3 separate regions of the Homo sapiens genome follow, and all the other regions are linked to region 2. Evidence: chromatin loops called from intact Hi-C (ENCODE). Cell type or tissue: endothelial cell of umbilical vein. All regions are shown on one strand. Each heading gives the region's core, and the rest is flanking DNA. Links, peaks and the distances in the headings are about the cores only.

What was found. Hi-C counts contacts between places; a loop is a spot of excess contacts. Peaks named below come from ENCODE experiments on the same cell type or tissue, not always from the same donor. Only the 100,000 strongest peaks of a DNase experiment are listed, where the experiment ranks them.
Region 1: a loop joins it to region 2, with 2.5 times the contacts of the local background. A loop is called at or near these places in 1 of 110 quality-filtered maps.
Region 3: it touches region 2 in a loop (2.2-fold over the local background); 1 of 110 quality-filtered maps calls a loop at or near these places.

Annotation. Positions count from the first base shown.
Region 1 is chr11:12,180,761-12,185,760 of GRCh38, forward strand. The region is part of intron 3 of MICAL2 (microtubule associated monooxygenase, calponin and LIM domain containing 2); the gene reads left to right. Among named protein-coding and RNA genes, the nearest start is that of MIR6124, 20 kb to the left of the region's middle. RefSeq lists an enhancer at 1,574-2,074. In endothelial cell of umbilical vein, for the core only: no CTCF peak of the experiment used is centred there; a DNase peak (open chromatin) is centred at 2,001; H3K27ac peaks cover 4,186 bases.
Region 2 is chr11:11,972,296-11,983,153 of GRCh38, forward strand. The region is part of intron 3 of DKK3 (dickkopf Wnt signaling pathway inhibitor 3); the gene reads right to left. Among named protein-coding and RNA genes, the nearest start is that of DKK3, 31 kb to the right of the region's middle. RefSeq lists enhancers at 4,117-4,678, 4,679-5,240, 4,911-5,080. In endothelial cell of umbilical vein, for the core only: no CTCF peak of the experiment used is centred there; DNase peaks (open chromatin) are centred at 5,146 and 7,126; H3K27ac peaks cover 4,689 bases.
Region 3 is chr11:12,233,886-12,238,885 of GRCh38, forward strand. It overlaps MICAL2 (microtubule associated monooxygenase, calponin and LIM domain containing 2), which reads left to right. Exons shown (of 28, transcript NM_001282663.2): 16 at 2,292-2,360. Among named protein-coding and RNA genes, the nearest start is that of MIR6124, 73 kb to the left of the region's middle. In endothelial cell of umbilical vein, for the core only: a CTCF peak has its summit at 2,825 (motif pointing left); a DNase peak (open chromatin) is centred at 2,786; H3K27ac peaks cover 2,460 bases.

The DNA.
Region 1 (5,000 bases), core at 1-5,000, 210 kb after region 2:
TCCTAGACTTTAGTTGCTCAACCTTTGAGGACTTCAGTGGAGAAAATGGGAAAGATATGAGATATATTGTATTTTCAAGTACACTATTTCTTCAACAGTTGATCTTGGGTGATAAGGATACAGAGAGGGCTCAGAAATTATTCTTGCCTTTATTTTCCTTCTTTTTTTTTTTTTTTTTTTTTTTTGAGATGGAGTTTTGCTCTTTTGCTCAGGCTGGAGTGAAATGGCGTGATCTCAGCTCACTGGAATCTCCGCCCCGCCACACCCCACCCCTGGGGGTTCAAGCGATTCTCCTGCCTCAGCCTCCCAAATAGCTGGGATTATAGGCACCTGCCACCATGCCTGGATAATTTTTCTATTTTTAGTAGAGACAGGGTTTTGCTATGTTGGCCAGAATGGTCTCAAACTCCTGACCTCAGGTGGTCCACCCACCTTGGCCTCCCAAAGCGCTAGGATTACAGGCATGAGCCACCGTGCCCGGCCTATTCTTACATTTATTTTCAAAAGAAATTCTGTCAGAAATATTTAAGGAGGGCAACAGCATTATTTTATATTTATGAATGTCTGGTTTTAGAATTTCACCTTTGTTTATTAGAAATTCTCGATTAAAGTCCTGGTACTATGAATCTGATGGATTTAGTAGTTTTCAATTTGCGGTTAAGGATGGCATTTGTAGCCTTATATCAGCTTCAATGTCTAATTTATTTTGTTTTGTTTACGTGAACTCAAAATCCATCCAGCCAAGAAGAGAATTTCAAGTAAAATGGTTTTTTTAACAGCTTACTTTACAGTCTCTTCAATTACAATAATCTGTAAACTTGAACATGAAGTAGGTAGATGTGTTTAACTTGCTTTAAGATTCAACCTTGAAACCAAACTTTTCTGCTTTGTAAGATCAAGGCAGCATCACCCACTTTAAAGAAAAGCTGTCAGTAGGACATGAGTTAGCTTAACAGGGGCCTGCAACATTAAAACATTCAATAAATCGCAACTGCTATTATTTTGTCCTACAGGTTTAAGGAAAAGTTGACAACTGTCCCCCATGCTGGGGATTCATGGTAGTGCTAGTCTGGTACACGGATTTTTAATTTCCTGGGGTCTGTGAACTTGAATGAAGAAAAAACCCTTTATTTTTACTAACCTCTAACTGAAACGTAATATATTCCCCAATTACAGGGACACTGTAGGCAACAAATCCATCTTAGGAGTGCCTGTGACTTCATCACTAATAGAAATCACAAATATTTTCATTCCTTCTTGCAGTGGTTGCAGATATCTCAAGCTAGGATTTACACTTACAACTAGAAATTATTATAAGTGAATAATTATTGAAATTATTGTAAGGTGTTAGACCTACAACTAGATCTTGTTACTTACTATTAGCTATGCTAGATCTGTTAATGTTTTGTTTTATGATTTAAAGAAAATATTCTGAGAAGGTGTCCATAGGTTTTATCAAGTTACTGAGATGGTTTGTGGCATAAAAATGGTTAAGGACCCCTGTTCTGATGCCATAGAGCTGGGAATAGAGGGGTCAGGAGCCATGTGGGGCCTGCCAGTGTAGTGGGTCAGGGGTGGGGGAGTTGCTGAAAAGAGCTTGGAAGGGATCCGGGTCAAATCTCTGCTCCTCTGCTTTTTAGTTTTGTGACTGGGGGCCAATTACTGGCTTGAGACCAAATTTCCACATCTGTAAAACAGCAATATTCTAACACACCGTAGCGGCTTTAGCACACACGACACGATTCCTAGCGATAGGAAATTGTCAGAAACGTAAATTCCTCTTTCCCTTCCTCCCAACTCTGTTCTGTTCCCTCTTGTGTGATATGAGAGATTTTAGTAGATGGCCTCTCTAAGGTCTTTTAAATGCACTGTGATTCTACGTTTTTCCTTTAATTAAGGTCACACCACACAGTCCATTGTTCGAGTCAGAGGTGGTGTCGTAATGCCTCAATGGATGGCTAGTCTTCCCTTCCTGGAGCAGCAGTGAGACGTTCAGACCCTTTCTGACCCTCCTCCCACTGTCCACCTTGGCTCTCCCTGGCTCACCTCCAGCCTGAGCTCATGGGTTGGGAATGTGTAGGCCGATCCTCTGCTCACTGGAGTGCTTGCAAGAGGGCCTTGGGGTAACATGTTCTGAGACCTATTCCTATACTGCCTGCCCCAGCTGATAGCAGGCCTGGGAAACCCATTAATCATTGTCCTCGGTGGCCCCGCAGACCTGCGTTTACTCTCACTGCTTCTCTATCTGCTGTTCCAAGCCAACTGTTCTTAGATGGAAAATGCAGCCTATTGTTGTCTTGGTGGAAAGGCGCTAAAATGATGGAATGCTTTCTTTGTTCAGGAAGTTAGGAGTATGTGGGGTGGGGGAGATGGCTTAATGCCTTCATGAAACCATATCCTGACTCCTTTTTTTTTTTCTTTTTTTTAAATCCTGAATCAGAAAAGTTTTGTGGTCACTGGGTTTGGATGTAATACATTGTTGTGGTTTTGTTGCTTTGTCATTTAACTGACCTGGGCCTTGGAATCATGCTCTATTTCAACTCAGTTTTCAGAGTGGGTGAACACGTTTGGCGTGCCCAGCTGACCGCTGCATTGCTCATTAAAATGATTGCCAGAGTCATGGCCTGGTGGACATCTGTCCACACTCAGCATGTCCTCCCCCTTGTCCTGGCCCAGACACAGAGCCTCTGCTCCAGCTCAGAGCCCAGAATCTAACCGCCTGTGCCCTTCTCAGGCACAGATGTTTCTGAGACTGAACTGAGCCAAGAGAGGTGGATGGTGCATTTGGGGTCTTAAATATCACTGGTAGGATGCTGGCTAGGGACTGTGGAGGTGAGAGGGACACTCTTGCTTCAGGACATAGGAGAAGTAGGTGTGCTGTGGACACTGTTGACATAGACTACCCTTGAAGCTCTTATTTCTTCAAGCCACAGAGTGAGACGGTGGTGTGGCACAGGGCCTGAGAGCATGGTCTTTGAGGTCAGACCAACCTGGGTTTGCATCCCACTTATGGCTGTGAGACTTTTTTTTATTTTTTTGAGACAGGGTCTCACTCTGTTGTCCAGGCTGTTGTGCAGTGGCACAAATCAGCTCACTGCAACCTCCATCTCCTGGGCTCAAGTGATCCTTCCACCTCAGCCTCCCGAGTAGCTGGGACCACCGGTGTGCACTACTATGTTTGCCTAATTTTTGTGTGCTTTTGCAGAGATGGGTTTTGCCATGTTGCCCAGGCTGGTCTTGAACTCCTGAGCTCAAGTGATCCACTCGCCTTGGTTTCCCAAAGTGCTGGGATTACAGGTGTGAGCCACCACGTCGGATCTTGGCTGTGTGACCTTAAGCATGTTACTTCACCTCTCTGTGCCTCAGTTTCCTTAATTGAAAAATGATAATAGTCTCCAACTTTGAGGGTGATTGTGAGGCCTGGATAAAATAATATGTGTAAAGCACTTAGAACAGTGGCCGGCATAGAGGAAGATGATTACCTTTGTCATGATTACTGTTTGTCAGGACTGTTTGAAAGGACTCTGAGCGGAAGCTCTCTATCTGGCTGCCTCCCTGTCCTGCAAGCCGCTCCCTGTTCACCATTCTCCTCCTGGTTAAGTACGGGCATCTGTGTCCCAAGAGAGGGCTCCACTGCAGACCCTGACCACCAGCATACCTGCCCACAGAGGCCGAAAATGTGGTAGTCAGCTGCTTCTCTGAAATTCCAGCCCGGGAGAGGTAAACTAAGGAAATGCCATCCTCCTGAGTGTCCTGAACTGTCATCTGTCCCAGCGAATGTCTGACATTAAGGTTTGTGATGGAATTAAGCTCTTCTGAGAGATTTCATAAATAAATTCCCAATACAGTATTAAACCAAGCCTACTGCTGGGCCTTTCTGTACTTTTACTGTCACAAGAATGAGCTTAGGAGAATCATTGTTTCAGTCAGTTGTGGGGAGAGAGTTTGGGTGAGTTTAATTTGGTGGCTGGTAACAACAGCAGTAACTGACCCATACTGAGCCCTACAGTTTCCAATGCCCCTGTCTAGCTTCAGGTGTTGGTGAGATTATCCCACCACACAGATTGCTCAAAGGAACTGTCAGCTCAGCTGCCTTGTGCTCAGAATCTCTCTAGTTAGCCAGGCCTCCTGAATCATCTGCCTTGTAAGTTTGCATAGCAGGAGGGGAGGAAGCAAGGCTTCATGTAGCCTAGTGAGTTAGGAAAAGGCCGATGGCCCAAGGAGGGTGTCCCCATCTGCCCTCTCCAAGATTCTTCCTGTTCAAATGAGGTGTTTGTAGAAGACCTAGAATAGCAGTTAGCTTTCATTCAGCAAGGCTGACTGGATGGGTGGGGGGATGGATAGGTGGGTGGGTGGGTGGGTGGGTGGGTGGGTGGGGGGATGGATGGGTGGGTGTGTGGATGAATGGGTGGGTGGCTGGATGGATGGATGGGTGGGGGGATGGGTGGGTGGCAGGATGGATGGTTGGATGGGTGGGTAAGTAGATGGGTGGATGAATGGGTGGAGTCATGACTGCACTCTTCTAGATGCTGGAGGTAAAGCAGTAAGCACTCAATAAGCACTGCTGGGATAAAAACCATTACTGTTGTTCAGTGCTAGAGGGAATTGTGAAGACGTATACACATTGGCCATTCCATCATGCCTTCCCACAAAGAAGATAAGCTTCTCTCCTTATATCCTTTCATCTTGATCCAAGCCACTCGTGCTTCCTTCCCATCCCCATGACAGGATCTACCCATCTCAAAGCCGTCACTTGCTGTATTGCCTGGGGCTGGAAACTGAGCTTCCTAGCAAGTCTCTGATGTGTGTTAGGTGTTACTGTTACCATTTCATGGATGAGCAGACTGTGGCTGGAGGAGACCAGGTACCTAAAGGGGAGGAGAATTTCAGTGTTTAATTCTTAGTTCTCTGTTCAGCCCTAGTTCTTAGTGTTCTTTGTACGGTACTCCGCACTGCTCAGCTCTCCCAGCAGAGGCAATAAAGACGTCCAAACCCATATA
Region 2 (10,858 bases), core at 3,238-8,237:
CCAGGGGGCCAGTCTGTGAGCAGAAAGGAAGGTCTAAATCAACAGGGCCTTAAGGCATCCACCAAAGCTTGACATCTCTGTCCTGGTCAGCACTCGGGGATCAAACATCTAGTCCTGACTTATCTACATCCTGAGGGTGTCAAACAGGTGGGAAGTGGCCTGTATGTCCACCCCAGGCAAGTCCTGGGGCAGAGTGACCTTTTGTTGTACAAAGGCCAGGCTCTCCATCCAGTAAAGCTGTTTGTATTGAGTCTCTCCTGAAGACCGCTAGCAGTAGGGGCTGGCCTCACCTTTCCCAGTGTTTGTTAGACCTGAGGAAGAGGTCAGGCCCTCTACCCTTAGTAGAACTGAGTGGGTGGGTGGAGAGGACATGTGTCAGTGCCCTCCAAGCACAGACAGGCCCTGAGCTGAGAAATCCAGGTTTTTTTCTTTTCCATAATTCTAATTGCTCTTAGCTGTGCTCAAGGGTTCTGTCCACATTTGAGCCAAGGTGTTAAAGGGGCCTCAGCACCCAACTGGGCTCTGGATGGCTGAGAAGCTGAAATCAGAAATAAGAGGCCTGGGAGGGAAGGCGGGGGCTCTGGGCTTTTTAAAGGGGCCTCAGCACCCAACTGGGCTCTGGATGGCTGAGAAGCTGAGATCAGAAATAAGAGGCCTGGGAGGGAAGGCAGGGGCTCTGGGCTTGGGGTCTTGTTTTAGTAAGGAATGAGTACCTTGCAGGGCCTCTATCTACCTCTTAGCCCTGGGACCAGAAGAGGGACTCCATCCTGAAGTGAAAGGCACATCAAAAAGCACTTCAAAGGCTATGCCTGCAATCCATCACATGCAGGCACAGAGCCCTGGCCAGATAGGACCACTAGTGCCCGCCACCTGGCACAATTTCTCTCTAGTCTCCTTGACATAGTCCTTATCCCTACTTCACAGATGTGGAAACTGAGACTTAAGGATAGAATCTGCCCAGAGGTCACCCAGCTTGACTGGACTGGAGCCGACAGACACTTTTCATTTCCTGCTGGGGAGATCACCATTTCTCTCTCCTCTTCTTCAGTCACAACTTAGTAGCACCTGCCCGGGACAGGGCTCTGGGCCCCATGCATCCCCAGAGACAGAAGGCAGGAACTCACGGTCAAGGCCATAGCCACTGAGCGTCTGGGCCCAAATGTCATATGGCTGGAAGACAGCACCCTGCTGCATGGACTTCAGCAGCTCCTCTCCAGTCCTGGCCACTCCTGTTTGCCCCCACTCCTCCCTCCCATCCTGCTGGGGGAATCTGACAAACAGCCCAGAAGCTGGCCATGGGGAATGCAGTCATTCAGAGGATGGCTTCTTTGTTGTCCCGAGGAGGGAACTATATTTAGAAAGCTCAGAAGCTGGCGGGAGCGAGGGCTGACCGGGAACACAGCATAGATTTGGCAGGAATGTCAGGCTGGAAGCAGCCCCGGTGCTTTGACACTATCATGAAATAGTGGAAAATGGCAAAGGAGCCATTCAGAGTCTTTGATTTTCCAGTTTAGAGTTGATCAGAGGAGAGAGGCTCTGAGTGAGCAGAAGTCAAAACTTGGAGGAGGGAGAGGACAACAATGAGTCCCTGGAGGCTTTCCCAGAGTCTGTGTGGGGCCCGCAGAGGCACCGCTTCTTTGGGACCCTTCTGATGCTGCATCTCATTCCTCATACTGGCTGGGCACTTGGATTTCCCACACTTCTCAGGAATCCCAGACATTCTTGTTCACCGGAGGCCCAAAGGAAGAGGCTGCTGGGGATGGATGCCTCCAGGGCCAGGGCCTTCCCCAAGCTCCTCTCAAGCCCATGGCTCTGGAGAGAACATCTTCAGGGCAAGAAGTGAGGGTCAACTGCATGCAGAATGGAGGCCCAGGACCTCCACCAATAGGATGCACTTGTCCTCAGAGCTCTGCACACTGTGCAGGAGGAGAGGACAAGAGTGAAGTTTAGAAAGCGCCAACCAGTTGCCTGCACATCCTTCAGGCTTTAAGTATAGTATGCCTCTCGGATCCTCACAGCCACCCTTTGAGGTCAGTCACCATCTTAGTCCATTTTTGCTGCTATAGCAGAATACCTGAGACTGGGTAATTTATAATGAACAGAAATTTATTGGCTCATGGTTCTGCAGGCTGGCAAGTCCAAGATTGAGGAGCCAGCATCTGGTGAGGGCCTTCTTGCTACATCATCCCCTGGCAGAAAGTGAAAGGGCCACAAGAAAGGGCAAGAGAAAAGGGGACCAAACTTGCCCTTTTATAAGAAACCAACTCCCACAATAATGGCATTAATCCATTTATGACTGTGGAGCCCTCAGGATCTAAATACCCCTTAAAGGTCTCACCTCTTAATACTGTTAAAATGGAAATTGAATTTCAACATGAGTTCTGGAGCAGTCTCTGACTCTAATTCCCCCAGCACGTGCTTGACTCGCAGCTGCCATTCACTAAAAGAATAACAGAAAGTTAGCTGGGCATGGTGACATGCACCTGTGATTCCAGCCACTTGGGAGGCTGAGGTGGGAGGATCGCTTGAGCCTGGGAGGCAGAGGTTGCAGTGAGCCAAGATCGCACCACTGCACTCCAACCTGAGTCAGACAGTGGACCCCATCTTGAAAAAAAAAAGAATAACAGAAAGAACGAACTGACCAGTAGATGAACCACTGGTCATAGAGCCTTAGAGCCTAATGGTGTTGATGGAAGAAAAGCTCAGATTTACACACACATTCATAAGAGCACACATCCTTCCCTCACAGCTCTCAGAAGGAAACAATCCTGTTGACATCTTGATTTCAGACTTCCAGCCTCCAGAACCGTGACAGAATAGATTCCTGTTAAGTCGTCCTGTTTGGGGTACTTTGTGATGGCAGCCCTAGCAAACTAATACATGCACCTTCCCCCGATACAAGCCAGCAGCCCCAGTCTCCTCTGTTTCGGATCTTCCACGCACAGTCAGCTCTGTTCCTAAGCCTTCAGCATCTTATTGCTAGAAGGTGACAGAGGGGTGGTCAGTGGGGAGGTGCTGGTACATTCCAAAGGATGTGGAGCCACAGGGACCAGAACAGCGTCTCTTGGCTGAGCCAGGCTCTGGCACTCCAGCCCCGTACACATTCTAGTCACTGAAGGTTTGGGTGGGGCATGTTATCTGTGGATTACCATTTCCTGGCACCCTGGGGGTGGTGTGGTCATGCCAGGCCCTGAGTGCTCCCAGGATGAACAGATGGTATAATTTGTGAGATAAACAAATAATCCTCTCCTGGATGTGGGGCTGTTCCCAGAACCCACGGGTGGGGAGGCAGCTTGGCCCAGGCACCCTCCTGAGCAGAGGTGGTCCTCTGGTAAAGAGTCAGCAGTGTGGGTGAAGTGGCCAAGGTCCTGGTTCACCCAGGGCTAGGGGTATCCTGGGATGCAGGACTTGCAGTGCCAACACTGGGAGAGTCCAGGCACAGTTCCCCATTCCCCACTGGGCCCCCACACTCCCCTCTACAGGCTCTGTCGCTGCACTTGCCATAATGCTGGGTCACAAGTCAAGACCATATGGCACAAGTGCATCTGGGGCCATGTAGGGCTGAGACAGGCTTTTGCGCCCACACCTCGGTTCTAATACACGTTCACTTACAAGCTAGGTGATCTTGGCCTAATTACTGAGTCTCTCTGGGTCTTATCTGTAAAGTGGGGAACCTCATGAAGTTACTGGACAGATTAAAGGAGATAACAGATGCAACAGTGCTTAGTGGCCTCCACCCACTCTACCCCTAGCGTGGATCTCTATTTGCAGTGCTTAACTCACGGCAGGAGCTCAAAGGATGGCCTCTCCTGAGCTTAAGTGTGGGCCAATGGGTCTTGTTTGTTAATGAATACATTTCTACTGAAAAGGCCCAGAACATCAGGCTTGAGCCAGTGCCCTTCCCATTACCAACAGCACAACTTCCTGCTTCATCCTAGAGCCCTCTGCTCTGGAGGGGAAGACAAGAAGAAGGAGGACAGTTGCAATGGAACCAAGAGAGGGCCCAGGATGGGCCAACTACCAACAAGGACAAGGAGGCTGCACGGAACAAGAAAAAACAGACACAATTCGATCACCCCTGGGGGCTAGACCCCTGAGCATCCATCACCTCAGCTCGTCCTCACACTATCCTGTCTTCCACAGTAAGCAAGAGAAGCCCCATTTGACAGATGAGGAAACTGAGACAGTACAATGAAGTCACTTGCCAAAATCAGAAGTGGCAGAGCTACACTCAAGCCAAGTTCTGCTCAACTGCAACCCAGTGCTCTGTGGAGCTCTCTCTGGGAGTGGTTGGGCTGGGTCGGGGCCCCAGCCAGGGGGCAGGAGGTGGCAGTGTGAGGCAGGAGGGAACTCTGGAACTCTCAGGGAGGTGGAGCACTGCCAGCTGTGCCTGCTGCAGGAGGGCAGGGTCCACAAGGCTGGCCCTGGCACAAGGTGACTGGAGGATTAGCAACAGTGCCCTGAGGAAGAGCAGCAGGAAGCTTCCCTTTTATCCTACAGGATTCCCAAGTCAGGTTTTCCCCATTCCTGAGAGTCCTTTTTTGACCTTAAAACCAGGCCAGTCGCAGGAGCCTGTAAGATGCACATTTGTCTGGAACGCAGCAGGGCGCCTCCAGTCTTTCCTGGATGCTACACTGGAAACTCTCAGCCAGCTCAGGGGGTGGGGGCCCCAAACCTCACTGAGGGGCTCTAGCCTGACCCGCTGCAGAGACTGCCCTGTGGAAAAACCCAGGCAGGAGCCAGGAGCCCATCAGTGCCAGCTATTATTATTCTAAAGTGCCAATGTCTGCAAAGGCCTGGCTCGCCTGGGGCTGCTCCCACCAATTTTCTTCCCCCAAGTCACACTGCCCAGGAAAGAGGAAAATGCACCCCCGAGCAGAGCTTGGCACCCCAGGGTATGGAGAACACTGCTCCTAACCCTTTAGTGCCTGTCATGCCTTCCTTAATCAGGAAAGAGTCCTGGAGTTCTCTCTCTCCTCCTATCCTCCCTCTTCTCCTTCCAATATATACAGACAGCTCCCACCTCCAGAGCTCCTCTGGGAGCCTTCTCTCTTTGTCGGTCCCTGGAAAAGCTTGTTCCTTCCTCCAGGAATCTTGTCCTGCTGCCAGGCCACCGAGAGCCAGCCCTCCACACACAGAGCCTCCCAACATTCTTTCAGCCTGAGTGGCATTTCCTCTGGAGAAGTTAGACGCATATTTAACTCCAAAGGAAGCAGCTTGTCTCTACTCATCCAAGTGCCTGTCATCCCACCTGGGTTGGCAGCCGTTGGGAGAGCCCTCTCTACCCACTCCCCCCAACACTTCTCCGGGGACTTAGGGTCTCCACAGCCCCGACCACCTATCCAAAGGCACGCTGTGTGGGTGGAGCCACTGAGCCTGGCCGGGGTCTATTCCCCAGACACACCGAGTCCACAGTTAGCACTCCATATGCAGAAGATCAGGAGGCTGATGGGCATTTCAGGCCCAAATGCACTGACAAGTCCAGCAGCACTTCCAGGTCTCCCAGACCCGCTGCCTCCTCCATGGCTCCTTATTCCACTTGCATGGGACCTCTTTGTTTAGGGGCCTCAAAGTGGGGAACCTCATGAGGTTATTGGACAGATTAAAGGAGATTTAGCCAAATTTAGCAAATAATTTAGCTGAATTTTATTTGTCAGATTTAGCAAATAAAATTATAGGATGCCCAGCCATAGTTGAATCTCAGATAAACAATGAATAATATTTTCATACAGTATGCCTCAATTATTACATGGGACACACTCATACCAAAAATTATTTTAGATTCTATAGGGTGTCTTGTATTTTATGTGCCAATCCGATCAATGTGAAGATTCAACAGGTGCATTTCTTGGAAGAGAGAAAGTGGGGTTGGCCTTGAGCAGGAGAAGGTTGAGAAGGAAGGGCTGGTGGCCACAGAAAGAGAGGTGGCCTCAAAGACATCCATGAAGATAAGCCAACAAGGACATCAGGGTGCCTGCTCCTGACCCCACTCCAGGGAGGAGGCTGGGAAGCACTGCCCTTCCTCCCCGTACCCACTCACGACCCCAGATTCTGGCCTGTGCTTCAGGGGCTTTGTGAGCATGTGCAGCTTTTCTTCTTCTTCTTCCTCTTCCTCTTCTTCTTCCTCTTCCTCTTCTTCTTCCTCTTCCTCTTCTTCTTCCTCTCCTTCCTCCACTTCTTCTTTTTCTTCCTCTTCTTCTTCTTCTTTCTTCTTTCTTCTTTTTTTTATCGTTTTGTTTGGTTTTGTTTTTAACTTTTTTTTGTAGAGATGGGGTCTCTCTATATGTTGCCCAAGCTGGCCTTGAATTCCTGGCTTCAAGTGATCCTCCCACCTTGGCCTCCCAAAGTGATGGGATTATAGGTGTGAGCAACCATGCTCAGGTGCAGCTTCTGTACTTGGAGAAAAGCCTCTGGATTGTGTATGATAACAGGGGTTGTCATGAAACAATCATAGCCATAATGGCCGATATTTATATTGCTTCCTAGATATTATTCCCAGAGCTGTCCTGCATCCTAAGCATTAACTCACATGATCTCCAAAACACTCCACTGAGAGAGGGCTGTTACTATTCCTTTCTATTTTACAGATGAGGAAATGGAGGCACAGAAAGGCTGAGTAACTTGCCAAAGTCACACAGCTAGTGAGTGCTGGAGCTGGGATGTGAAGCAGCAGCTGGCTCTCCTGCTAGGTCAGGCAGCAGATGGGGTCCGGGATCCAAAAAGATGGCCAGGCTGAGTATCCCACGGTAACAAGAGCAGCTACAGAGGTGGGGAACAGGTTCACCGACGCAAGGAAAGGCATGAATCACAACAGCGAGAACCTCAGACTCTCCCCAGCCTGACTTTTCCCATCCATTCAGGGGCCTTGGCCTTTGTTTCCCAACCCGCAGGGAGCTCCAACTGTCCTACCCTTGTGTCAGGAAATGGAGGCTGGGTGGGGAAGCCTTGGCAGGAGCAGCCCCCTGACAGCTGCTGCTGTATCTGCTCAGGGCCCACAGGCCTTTCAGCTGCTCCAAACTCCAGGCTGCAAACCCCGCGGGACCTACAGCGTCTGGATGCAGAGCAGGAGAGCCAGCCCAGGTCAGTGTGAAGTCCCCCATGTGACTCCGGGAGAAATGCTTCCGGTCACAGGCGGGTAGCCAAGTTCTCACCAGGTTCTCAGGAACTGAATCCGGATGTGGATCCCAGGAGATGAGTGCCAGAGAGAAAGGAAGCTGGCTTCACTCCTAACTCTACCCTCCTGAGAAGTCTCTATTCCTGCCCAGCTCCTGCTAAGGCCAGGAAGTTGGTGAGGAGGGACTCTGGTGGTTTGGGGCTCACTGTCCTGGGGTTTCCTCACAGGCAGAGAAGGGCCTTTGCTACCCTCACAGATGCTCCCACCAAGTCATACCTCATCCTATGCACAATGTGGCAGCAAGGAGGCCAGCGTCCAGCCACCAGCCTGCCTCCCTCTCCACCAGACTCCTTTCTGCAGCTCCAGTTATCTGCCTAAAACACAAACTTGATTATGCACGTCCCTGATCATAATTGTTCAGAAAGCTGCTCCAGCCGAGGGGCCCTGGAGAAGGCTGAGGGTTGCACAAATTCAGTCAACACATAATCGGAGGAGACAGCCTGCCTTCCAGGCCCTGGGAACAGTCAGCCCGCATCTGTGATTCTGACATCATAAAAGAATGTGACAAGGAGAGAGGGAGTGAACAAAAGGTGTGTCCCAGTGACCCGGGGAGAGGGAGGCCTGGAGCTCTGTGGCAGCTCTCTGCTCTGACTACACCAGGCACCCGGGAACCCATGACTTCCCTTCAACAATCTCAAGCTCCCTCGGCTCTAATTCTCACTCACCCAGCAACCTACAGAAAACCAAACTTGCCCCCCAGGACCCTGACACCACATAGGGAGCATCCCGGATGGGGGTCCCCACATGGAAAGAGATGTTCCTCAACCCTGCAAATTAATAGCCTGTGCTTTTGGTTTACACATTAGTGAGGTCAGAATTTAGTTAGCAAGATTGCTGAGCAGGTCCGGTCTCTGAATCTGCAGGGCTTACGGGTTCTGGACTCTCACAGACTGACCAAGGTCATGAGTTCCTGTAAGACTGTCACCCTGAGCACATTCTACCTCACAACTGACTGTCTCCACCTACTCCAGCAACCATGACCTGGAGTCCAAACTGCATGGTATACAGAGCTCTTATTGGTCAGCTCCCAACCTGTTTTCCAGCCTGATTTTTCTGACCTCCCTAGGACCCAGATTTTTGGCCCATGCTTTTAGAATGCCCTTACCTCCCTTATCTGTCAATCAATCTTTAGGGAGCAGCACAGATGTCTCCTCCTCAAGGAAGCCTTCCCAGACTCTCCCACTGGGCAACTAGCGCCTCTCTCCTGGGTGCTCCCCAGTCCTGAGTACCCACCCCAGTTGGGTACTCAGGGCTGGAGTGATGAAGAGAGGAATAGTTCAGGGTTCAAGGACCAACAGGTGGTTATAAGACATGCCAAGACTCATACTGGGAAAGGCAAGATTCAGATGGGAGGGCTGTAAGTGCCCACAGTTGGCTTTTCTCTCTGAGGGGTGGTCCTGTCCAGGCGACCCATGGCTGGTTGGTCACTGGTGTTTCCAGGCAACCCAAGGAGGGAAATGCCTCAGTCCCTAAAGCCCCCAAGACCTGCACTGAAATCACTGGCCTCTTCTCCACCCAGAGCACTCACAGCTTCTTCGACCAAGGGACTGCTTCCAGAAACAGAAAATAGCAGGGGGCTGGAAGGCAGCATGCCCAGCCCTCAATCATACCGTCCTCATCCTAGCAGAGCACTTGGCTCTAATGACTCACTTCTAATGAACTAACTGTGGAGGAAGTAATGCTGCATAACTTCACAGCTGGGTTCTAAGAGGCAACATAGCTTCCATTTGGCTCTTTCCCTTGTCAGGTGCCTGCCCTTTGAACCAAGCCACCATATTGTGAGGAAGTCCAGGCTACATGGGGAGGCCAACAGCACTGCCTAGGGTTCCAGGCAACAGCCAGGAGCTTGGGTGAAAAGAGCCTCTAGATGGCTCCAGCGCTGGTCATTGAGTACCCTGGCTTCAAGTCAGAGGTCTCAGGCATTACGGAGCAGAGACAAACCATCCCCATGGTACCTGTCCAAGTTCCTAACCCACAGAATCCAGGAACATAATAAACGGTTGTTTTATACTGCTAAGTTTGGGTAACAGATGCCCAGAACACGGTGCATCCAAACTCACCCTCTGCCTTGCCAGCCTTCCTGCTGGGCACTTTGAAGGTGATGATCTCAGAGCTTGGCAGGTATCACCAATGCTTACGGGGCTGGGGGTGGGGCTGCTCCCCTGCAGCAAGGCTAACCAGAAGCATAATCATGGTGGGGTTTGTGCCCTCAGCAATCACACACAGCCGTCTAGAGAAAAAAGGCCTGTCTCATATCCCTCTGCCTTAGCCTTCTCTCTATGCCTCCACTTTATAGCCCCATGACTGATGTCAGCAACTTTTCCATCTCTACTTTGACCCTGCCTGGCCTTGGCTAGGACCCCTGGGCCTTCTTGGTTGCTCTCCAGGCCAAACAGGTTTATATTATCATCCATGGCTAGGCAGCTCCCCCACCCCCAGCAGAGTTAGCATTCCTATGAACCTGAGGACTTTTCATAAGATATCTGTCCTTGTGGATGTCCTGGTCTCTGGATCAGCTGCTGCAGGTGCTCCCCATGGTCCTGGTTGGTCTCTGAGGAAAGCACCACCCCCATTCCCAGCATTGCCCCCGGTGATGCTGGAAGTCCATGGTGAGGGCCTCTTTTAAAAAATAAGCGTTCTGGGCAATGAACAGCAGACATCTGGAGCTGCCTCTGGGGAGTGCTGTGGGCGCTCCAGGGTAGTCGGAGTCACGGGGGCTCCCTAATCACCATGTGTCAGGGGCGTGGGGACAGTCCTCCTGAAAGAAACACTGGAGGAGAGAGGTCTGGGGAATCATAACAAGCCCTCCTAGGGGAGATGACAGGCCCTGCTGGGTAAAGGGTCTGGGTGACACGTCAGGTCTCCTAGGAGTTGGCAAGTTGGCAGAAACATGTCCCACCAGCTTCCCCGTGGCGCTGTCTGAAGGGTGGTACCTGCTCTACCCCAGCCTCTCCAGACACTCAGCTACCTCCACAAATCTCCATCATCTTTTCCTCCTTTTCTGGCTTCAGGGTGCAAATAGCACTCTGGCTCATGCTTCATCCATATCCTGCATCTCCTAGTCTCCAGTCTCAGCCACTTTTTGGGACACACCAGAATTGGCGGACCTCTCAGAGCTGACATCTGCCCCAGGCTAATAGTGTTCAGCCGTGGAGGGTAGCAGCGCCCGGCCGTGGCCACAGAGTTCTGGGCCTTCCCGCTTCCATGGGCCAGGGAGAGCACAGCCAGTCCTCGGGCCACAAGTGAGGACGATGTCCCGCCACAACCATGGTGAGCAGGGTCCATACAGGGCCTCCTGGGGTGGCCAGAGCTTGTATCTCTTCCCTCAGAAAACTCCTCTGGAGGCCCTAATGAAATCCCCTTTCTCTCAAACACGGCAATTAATGGGATTAAGTTTAGAGTGAATCTCATGATTTACCTGCACCCAGATAAGCCTAGGACTGTTCACGGGATTGGTTGTGCTATTCCTTCATTCATGCAAGGGAAGGAATGATGCAGGGGATGAGGGCTAGGAATTGGGCAGGATTCAGGGACAGGGTGGAAGCGCATGCTTCTGTTTTTCAGTAATTACAAAAAGCCAAGCAGGCTCTGATAGTGTCCTCACTGCCCAGCCTCATTTTGATCACATTCAGGACACTACCCCGTCCTTGGGGATGGATAGAGTTTCTCCAGATTGACTCAATT
Region 3 (5,000 bases), core at 1-5,000, 260 kb after region 2:
GATAAATCTCTAGGTTTGAGTGTTCTTAACCTTTTTGTCTTAGCCTAGCTCTTAGTTGAGAATCAGTGCTTCAATGTTAAATTCATAAGGAAGAGTAGAAACCATTTGGGTATATGTGTTGCTAACCTTTCCATAGACTGCATTTGGTTGTCCCATGGGTCAGGGTGGGTCAGAGGGGCTGAGGTTGTCCCCGTCCATGTCCTTTATTCCCCCTGAAGGATTTGGAGTCTTCTTAGGAGCTGCTGGTGGGCACGGCCTCCCCAGGAATGCCCTTCATAAGCCCATGGCTAATATGGCTGTCTTCAATCTATATAGGCTCCCGTGGAACAGTCCCACCCTGGGCTTGTTGAGTACAAAAGAGAGTAAAATGTTTTGCCCTTTGGAGGAAAAGCCAAATCCTCATTTAAGGTAGAAACCAAAAAAAAAAAACAACAGAAAACCCTAAGATTATGCATGAAGCATTCTTGTTGGGTAGGACATTCTGTACTTTCACAGGCCCCAGGTTTGGGCTGGCAAGAGTAGCATTCCCAGGCTGTGGAGCTGGGGGTCCAGACAGCCTGTTCCTCTAAGACCCAACATTGTTGCAAATAAGATCATCTGTTTCTCTTGGTGTTTGCCCAAGCTTTTGGCTTAAAATCTTTTCCATTCACAGAATAATGATTTATCAGAAGCTGAGGAAAACGTTCAAGAGAAGGCAGGGCCCTTTGATGTGTTGTTTTGTGCTGCCTGGGGCAAATTTTTGAACAAATATCAATGGACTAAACTGTGGTTGATCTTGTCTTTAAAAACAAACAAAAAAATCTGGTGCTGGTAAATATGGGGAGAGGGCAGGGGATGATGAAGAGGACAAGAGATGAGGATGCAGATGCTTTCCGTTGGAGGGAGGGGATGCGTACTGGGTTGTGTGTTGGGGCACCCGTAGCTAGGGTTGTTGTTTCAGACAACCAGGAGGTAAAAGAATCCTCCTGTGATCGGGTAGGTTAGGATTTACGGGGCTGATTGGGCTGTATGCCTGGGTTTGAGGTGAGCAGGTGGCCTGCAGCACTTCCCCCTGCATCCAAAATGGTAGAAAGGCTAGGATTTAATATGGGCCTGCGATGGAAGCCCCCTCTGAGAGGGTAGATGGCTCCCTGCAGAAGCGATCTATGGTCAATGGGACATGGCTCCCTGGTTCTGACAGAACTAGCCATTTGGAGAAGGCTCCCGTGGCTGAAGACTGGTAGCAGAGAGGTCTTACCCCAGAAAAGGATGGGGGAGCCTAGGTGGACCCTAGCCCAGCGACAAGGGTAGGCTTACCCATGGGGTACGGAGGAGGTACTAAATTCAGTCTTTCCCACTCCAGCCATAGCATCAGCTCGGCCTCCAGAGTTCTGCTCATTCCCTGAGGAGACAAGCCTGACAGCCGAGTGCCCTTTGGGAGCCCTTGCAGGGTGATGCAATGGGCTTGGGTAGAGCAGGGCTTTCTGGATTTCAATGCCCAGATGCAGGCAGCAGAGAGTGGGCTGTGAGGCGTTCTCAGTAGGGCAACCATGTCATGTATCATCTAAACCAGGAGACTTCTGAGAGTGAAGGGGGCACTGTTAACAATCAGGCTGGGGGTAAAAAGCGGTAAATCAGAACTACCCTCCACCTCCAACAAACTAGGCTGTATGGTCACGCTAGTCATCAGGCTATAGTTAATGCTTATTTGAAGTTAATAAAATATTGTTTACTAGGATCTGTGATGGTGAGTGAATTGCAGACTTGATTTGCCATCAAATCCCTAGGCAGCTCATTTGAGCCCTGAGAGTCCATGTGAGGTGAACCCGGTCACCTTCTTGTAGGAGAGAGGCTCCCTGGGTGCAGAGAGACCCCAGCTGGTCTCCATGAGGCAGCACACTGAAAGCATCAGCAGACCTGGCTGTGGCCTTGGGCAAACCATTAAACTGCTCTGAGCCCAAGGCCACTTTGCAATGGAGATCATCCCTGCCCTGCCTATGTCACCGGGATTCTTTTTGCTTTGATGTTTCATGAAGATCTTTTGGGGTGTAATTCCAGCCCCTTCTGACGAAGCCTTGGCTCCCTAGGTGGAGTGAGGTTCTCTCCGCTGTGCCTGAACAAAACCCTGTGACAGCATTTGTCACAGTGCGGAGTCATTTACTACCACTCCTGCCTGTAGGCTGACAGCTGTTTGTGGGCAGGGACACATCCTCAGCGCCAGCTCAAAGCCAGCCCTATGCCCTCAGGGATCTTAGTGGGACTGAAGCCCTTGGTGGCCCCCAGAGCTCACCCTGCTTTCTTGGCCATTGCAGGTGGATGGTCAAACCGGAGAGAATGACATGAACAAACGGAGACGGAAGGGCTTCACCAACCTGGACGAGGTTTGTGTACACAGTGTGGCTTTAAACAGAGGCTCGTTTCCTGACAACCAGTGGCCACAGGCAGCCTCACTGTGGTAGCAGCCTGGCCCTGTTCCTTCCCTCTCTCATGAACCACTGGGTTCCAAGCTTGGCGTGATGGAAAAACAGTTGGGGTTTTGGATCACGCTTCACTACTTACTAGCTGTGTAACCTTGAGAAACACAACCTCCCAGGATGTGGTTCATGTCTGTAACGTGCAATGATACACTTGAAATACATGAAACTTGGCAGGACTTTTAAAGATGAATAAGATGAACATGGTATCTGACACATGTTAATCAATATACAACCACTGTTAACAGTAAATAGTAAAGAGGCATCAGCACTCCCACTTTTCTCCCAATCATCGTTTGTATCCATTTGTGTTTCCTTTGCTTTTAGCCTTTAAGGCATATGTCGTGGTCTCCACAAGTGCCACCTTCTGGTGAAAGAAGAAAATTACAGGTTACTTTGTCAAAGGAGAGCCTGAATCTCTTGCCTGCTTCTGAAAAATTGATCAAGGGGAAAGAGTGTCAGTTCTTGCTTCCCTGGGCAGCTTTTAAAAGAGACCTGAGATATACACGTCATTCAAAAAAAGCCATTCCAACTCCACAAGCATGCATATTGTCAGCGAAGTGTGGGATGCCAGCTTTTGCCAGCCTACTGGCTGACCTCAAAATGATGACTTAGAGGCATGAGGGACGGTCTGTATAATACATTGATATCTGATTGATAGGAGGTAGAAGGGACTTTTTCTACTGTTTATGGTCGAAGAGTTTTTATTGCTGTATAGTTGCATGACATGGTTGTTCGTGTCTGACTTGCTGCCCCTCACAACAGTGAGCTTTATAATAAATAGAGTCATGAGGTTCACCTTGGGGAAAGCAGCAGCCAGCCATTCAACCCATTATCTGTGATGGTCAAAGGGAAGCGCTGACAAAGAAAAACGAGTTCAGTTCACATCTTAAAATATGAACAAACCCATTCTACCCAATGAGTTCAAAACACCCTGGGTTGAACATTTTCCTAGAGCTTCTTGAAGGTGCACTTCAGGAAGCACTGTTTCTTCTCCACCACTTGGCTGTGGTGTAAGCAAGAAGCCAGCAAATAGAGACACAGAGAGGAAGCGGAGACTGCACAAGGCTACAGACACATTCCATTTCCCAGATTACGGGTGTCAGCTCTCTAGCTTCAGGGCCTGGGATTTGCTCCTGCCTATTCCCAAGAAGCTTCCCTTGGGTACACTTTGTCTCAGGTGGAAGTCTTTTCCTATGTTTCACCCATGGCTTATTTATTTAAGGGTATGTGAGTGTTGTTTCTGTTATTGGCAACCTAGGAGTTGGAGTGGGAAGAAATCTGGTTTGTGTCTACCCTTTCTGAGACAGCCCTGGACAGTCTCCTGGGGCAACGGTTTTGCTTTAAGTCAGTTTTAACAAAGCAATATTCTTTCTAAATTCTTGCTACTCAAAATGTAATCCAAGATCCAGGAGCAGCAGCAGCAGCTGGGTGCTTGTTAGAAGTACAGGCTTTCAGGGCCCACCCCAGACCTACAGAAAGCAAATCTGCTTTTGAGGATTGATTTCCTGGTGATTCGTGGACCCGTTAATGTCTGAAAGTGCTGGCCTGTATGGCCCACCGTCCTGGCTAACTTTGGTCTTGTACAAATAGTGATCACCCAAGTAAGCACAGCCTCTTCTCACTCAAGCCTGTGCTGTTGTGCACAGTTACATTTCACTTTGAAGGAGGGTATGCCTCTTCGGTTTGTGTTCGTCCAACACTCAGAGTGGCTCTACATACAAGGTTCCCCATAGGGCTGCCACACCTAGGGATCTTTTTAAAAAAAAATTAACTATAGCTTGCCTTTTCCAGTGAATTTCTTCTAAATGAACACATCTTTGTTGTCGTGAGAATGTCTGTTCCTGTGAGGGACATTCCTGGTGTCCTTGGGAAAACTTACTGCCCACTTGCTGTGGCAGCACCATTTATACTCCTGAGGCCTGTGGGAGGAGATCCCGTAGTAAGGGGGAACAGACGTTCTTAGTAAACAGTGGTCATTTTCAATTTTTCACTGTTAGCAGATGAGCTAGAGAAATCTTATATGGAACTCCGTTTTATAAAATAGCATAACCGAATGATCAAGGTCTACATCACCACTTATAAGTCACGTTGATATCATGCAGCCCGCTGTACTGGAATGAGAAGAGCATTTCACCTCGGTGGTGTCCTTCCCCAAAGTCTAATCATGAGACAACATCAGACCAACCCAGATTGAGGGGCTTTCTATTAAACAGCTGCTCAGTACCCTACAAAAAGTGTCATTCTGTAACAGAAACTGTTACAGTTTGTAGGAAACCAAGGAGACAGGGTGATGAAATGCAGTGTGGGATCCTGGGACAGAAAAAAGATATTAGTGGAAAAACTGATGCAATCCGAATAAAGTGTATAATTTAGTTAATAGTATTGTGCCAGTGTTAATTTCTCAATCTTGATGACAGGAGCAATTATTCCAGATTTAACACTGTGGGCAGCTGGGTGAAGGGTATGCAGGGACAGTCTGTGCTATCTTTGCAACTTTTGTGTAAATCTAAAATTGTTTCTAAATTAAAATTTTTCTTTAAAAAG